Linked DNA regions of Mus musculus: region 1 is linked to region 2. Evidence: chromatin loops called from intact Hi-C (ENCODE). Cell type or tissue: heart. All regions are shown on one strand.

The links. Peaks named below come from ENCODE experiments on the same cell type or tissue, not always from the same donor. Only the 100,000 strongest peaks of a DNase experiment are listed, where the experiment ranks them.
Region 1: it touches region 2 in a loop (4-fold over the local background); 20 of 42 quality-filtered maps call a loop at or near these places.

What each region holds. Positions count from the first base shown.
Region 1 is chr3:138,404,292-138,406,791 of GRCm38, forward strand. No RefSeq gene overlaps it. Among named protein-coding and RNA genes, the nearest start is that of Adh4, 10 kb to the right of the region's middle. In heart, a CTCF peak has its summit at 1,208 (motif pointing left); no DNase peak of the experiment used is centred here.
Region 2 is chr3:138,239,428-138,241,927 of GRCm38, forward strand. 0610031O16Rik (RIKEN cDNA 0610031O16 gene) reads right to left here and starts at 236. Exons shown (of 3, transcript NR_045760.1): 1 at 62-236. In heart, a CTCF peak has its summit at 1,200; a DNase peak (open chromatin) is centred at 2,124.

The DNA of each region.
Region 1 (2,500 bases), 160 kb after region 2:
TTCTTCCTATGGGATTGCAATCCCCTTCAGTTCCTTTCGTCCTACCCCTACCCCCTTTCATTGGGGTCCCTGTGTTCAGTCCAATGGTTGGCTGCAAGCATCCACCTCTGTATTTGTCAGGCTCTGGCAGGGCCTCTCAGGAGACAGCTATATCAGGCTCCTTTCAGCAAGTGCTTCTTGGCATCTGCAATAGTGTCAGGGTTTCATTTTTGTCTCTATCTTTCCTTTGGACAGAAACCACCTTTCTGCCTTCTCTTTCATGGGCTTGGGCTTCCTTGAGCTCTGAGCTGAAGGATTTAATATTCTTTCTCTGTCTCTGTCTCTGTCTCTGTCTCTGTCTCTGTCTCTGTCTCTCTCTCTCTCTCTCTCTCCTTCTCTCTCTCTCTCTCTCTCTCTCTCTCTCTTTCTCTCTCTCTCTCTCATATGTCTGGTTGTAGGTCTCTGCGTCTCTGCATCTGTTCTGATCTGCTGTTGAAGAAAGCCTCATTTGGGATTATTTTCTTGTTTGTTTCTTCCCTTTTTTCTTTCTTTTCTTTTCTTTTTTCTTTTTTTTTTTTTTTTTTTTTTTTTTTTCCTATCGTGTTTGGTTTTGCCCTAAGTTTCTGAGCTATTTCACCTCTGGCTCTTGGTTACCTACATCTGGAATGAGTTCCCTCTCACAGACTGGGCCTTAGGTCAAATCAGACATTGGTTGGTTACTCTCACAGTTCTATGCCACCAATGCCCTAGCATATTCTGCAGGGAGGCAGACTGTAGCTCAAAGGGTTTGTGACTGGGTTGGTGTACACATTTCTCTTTCAGTAGCCTGCCAAGTCCTTTCTTGCACCAAAGACATGAGAATGCAGGAGTGAGGGCTCGATTTAGGCACCAGCTTGATGGTCTCCAGTGAGCTGCGTGGGTATCATCCACAACAACCCGGTCTGTCAGTTTGCAGAAAGCAACATTGTATCTTTTGGCATACAACCTGGGGTTTGTTGGAGGCCCCTTGGCTGACAATTCAATTAACTCTAAGTCCCTCCATTCAAAGCCTTAATAAGAGGGGGAAGTCACAGAAAGAAGAATCGAGTCTTAGTGACACCTTTCTGAAAAACTCTGACTTCCCATCTTGGTGAGGTTCCTCCAAGGGTGTGATGGTTTAATATTTTCACCTTCAGAGTCTCAATTTTCTATTAAATGTTGCAAGTTAGTGTTAGCATTCCCCCTGGTGGCAGCATTTGTCATTAACCGACAGTATGACTTCAAAACACATTTACTGCTCCCAATATTCCTCTCCAGCTTCCTTCTAAGGCCAGATGACCCACCACCAGGATGGCTTACATGACCCTAAAGCAGCCCACTAGCTTTTCTCTGTTTTTTTCCGTGAGTTCTGATAGTCAGTTAACTAATCACAACACTAACAATTTTTTAGTCTATGTCCTGTGAGACTGGGACAGCCCAACATCTAAGATAGGCAAGTAATTAAAATTCAGTATAAAAGCATTATTAAAGAGAGAGATAAGCAGGGAGCAAAACAGAGGGGAAAATCTTCCGGCCTATGAGACGAGGAAAAACTCAGAGGGAATAGTTGACCCTCAGTGCATACAGTGGGTTCTGCCAAGTAGAAGAACCAGTTTGCGTGTGGAGTGAGTGGTGACCCTGTTCTGTGATGCATCATCTTGGGTAGCATCCCTGAGGAGAGACCCTGTGAGGCTGGAGTTGACCTAGAGACCTGTCAGTGGCGTGAGAATGAACTTGGAAGCAGATTCTCCCAGAGATGAGCTTTATGAAGACAGCAGTTCTGGTCAGCACATGTGGCGGGGACCTCCTGAGCTAAGCTTGTATGCTGTCACACTCGTGGCCAACGAAAACATTGATTACACGTTTGTGCCTAGTCTGTCCAGCAGCAAGTTGCTGGTGCATAAGTGTTAATTCAGGGGACAGTTCTCCCCCAGCACGCTCTTGTAGCACATTCCTGTAAGAGTCTCCCTTGTGGTGAACTAGGATGGCGACGAAGCACGGTGACCTTAAATTCCTCTTTAGTCCCATCATTAAAAGAAGATTTGGATTGAAAATCAAGCCTAGACTTTGTCCATGAGATTATCCAAATTGCAGAGTTGTTTTTTTAATTATAAATCTATATTTACTTTTTCTTTTTTTATTAGATAATTGCAGAGTTTTAATCTGTAATCCCAATAAATCTCTAAGACTAGACTCAGAGCCCTAATGAAGATGAGGTGGACCTTAAGACTACAATGAGACTATCTTGAGAACTTGAACTCCAGATTTTCCTGAACCTGTCTAGCTTCAGGGACTCCTAAGGCCTTTGTTTACTGCTGCACTGTCCCAGTGACTCTTCTACTGCTGTGAAGACACACCATGGTTAAGGCAACTCCTATGAAAGAAGTCATCTCATTGGGGGCTTGCTTTTAGTTTTAGGTTAGCCCATAATCAGCATGGCAGGAGGCAGACAGACATGGCACAGGAGTATCAGCTTTCATCCTGATCTACAGGCAGCAGGCAA
Region 2 (2,500 bases):
AATAAACTCTTTTAAAATATGTGAACTTCCTGTGGCAGGAAGAACTAGTTTGAAGTCTCACCCAGAAGAAGATAGCTGTTTGGGACTCTAAGTCAGTCGCACTGGCTGACTGTTGCTTTCCCCAGTGGTTTCTGCTGGTCGGTGTGTCTGTTCAGAAGTCCGTCTGTCTTTCTGTTGTTCACTGAGTTAGCCTTTCATCCCTGCTGGTTGTGCTTGGCGAGCTCACTCCTTCACTCTCTGTACGAGACTAACACTGAATTAATAACTAAACGATTATTTAGTGACACAGGGTCAGTGAATAATCTGGGCTCACCTGGAACTCACTATGTTGTCAAGGATGGCCTCTAACTTCTGATTCATGCTATACTGGGAATAAAATCCAGGATTTTGTGCACACTAGGCCAGCAGTCCACTAACTCAGCTACTTTCCCAATCCCTATTATGGTATTCTTAGATTTCTTGAGCTTTAAAAAATAAGTTAACTTAGTATTCACCAAAAACAAAAGTCAAAACCATCCAGAGCCATTGCGTATGACTTACAGTTTGTGTAGCTAATTTTCACTATCCTTTTGAAAACTGCCAATCACTCAGTGTAAATTCTGCTATCCTGTTATCTTCAACCAACTTAAGGTACGGTGAGAACTTGGGGAAACCCCATGGTCTGCCTCTTGTCTTGTCCCTAAGATGTATTTCTACAATCTTCCCTAAGCTAAGCAACTGAAAGGCAACCCCAAACACATTGCTCCTTTGATTAGAAGGTGTTCAGAGACTCCATTTTTTCCCTCTGGGTTTCTTAACAGAACTGGAGCCCCTTGCACCAGCTGAATAACTTCTCTCTGCCTCTGCACCAACGTTGTCTGCTTAGCACGTGTTAAAGAAAAATGCTTGCGGCTGTGGCACTAACCCCACAGGGACATCTTCTCTTTCGTTGGATTCCCTCTGTAAGTCCTCCTGTGATCTCCGTTCATGCTACCCTCCCTGCCACCAATAATTTCTGCTCCTCCTTTAGGGGTCAGCTTAGTCCTTTTAAGGATATCTATTCTGACCCCAGTCATGGGCTCTCCAGTACCCGGATGTGATTCGGCCATCATGTGTACCACGGCTTACTTTACTTTTATGTCCCTGCTGTTCCTTCACAGGACTAGTCACCTGTCACCAGCTGCTGGAACAAGAAGTGACATCTATCAGGTCTGAAGTACATGTGAACATGAAAGACTAGTTTCTTCTCCAGAATTTCTAAAAAACCAGAAGGTGGCAGTATAGAGCTCTCTCTCTCTCTCTGTGTGTGTGTGTGTGTGTGTGTGTGTGTGTGTGTGTGTGTGTGTGTGTGTGTGTGCAAATTGGCCAGTTAGTTAATCTAGGAAGAAAGGCAGAAAATTCTCTCTCTCTCTCTCTCTCTCTCTCTCTCTCTCTCTCTCTCTCTCTCTCTCTCTCTCTCACACACACACACACACACACACACACACACACACACACACACACACACACACATTGGGATAAACTTTCAACTGAGCCTTGTTTTTCTTTCCCAGTAGAGTTCAGGAAAAAGAATCCTGGGGGAAATTTTGTGCTCAACAGAAACACCACACCCAGAAATACTGGACCGATGGAGCACCCTATAAAACACACAGCCTCTCATTTTGTTCATGTATTGCCTGTAAACCGCTCCCCAAATGGTCTGTTCGGCCCATAAACCACTGTCGAGTTTACAGACAATTTCATGGACTGAGGGATTAATGGGGGGAAGTGTTTACCCCTCCGCTGTGATTCCACACCCCTCTTTCAGTTCAACTCCACCCCTACCCCACATCAGTGGCCTAATCAGTCCAGTACACCATTCACCCCTAGGTTCTAAAAAAAAAAAAAAAAAAAAAAAATCCAGGCAGAAAGCAGGGCTTTTAGTTCAGCAATGCCTGGCTTCTGCTTTGTGGGTGCTTCTCAGTTTATGTTCTCACTGCCCACCCCCACCTTCACCAGCACCACCCAGTGAAGTCCTAAGAGGACAGGCCAGAAACCTGAGTTTTCACGAGATAACTGTCTGCAGCCAGAGCTAAGGATTAGCACCCCGAAAACCGGAAGGAACTCTGAGTCAGGTACCCAGCAGGGCTGCCAGGACAAACTGAAAACAGTTTAATGAGTTTTTTTTTTCTATGTGGAGTCAAGGTCAGTCACACAAACGGGATGATAAAGGTTCTGGGGTCCTGTGATAAAGGGATACAAGGTCCGAAGGGCAAAGGGAAGGGAAGAGAATTATCAACCTCTGGCAAGTGCCAGAGCCACCTGCCAGGGGTAGAGGCCAGCTGGGAGAGAATTGCTATTCAGACCGTTGACCAGTCAAAAGCCAGATGTACTCCATGAAACCTGAAAGGTCTCCTTTCTATGATGAGCAGTGAGGTTGTGTTTTCAGGTATCACTTCTGCAGACTGTCAGTTATGAGAGAGTCACCGCAACCTCTTCTTCTTTCATTGTGATAGAACCCCACATGAACTTGAGGTCATGT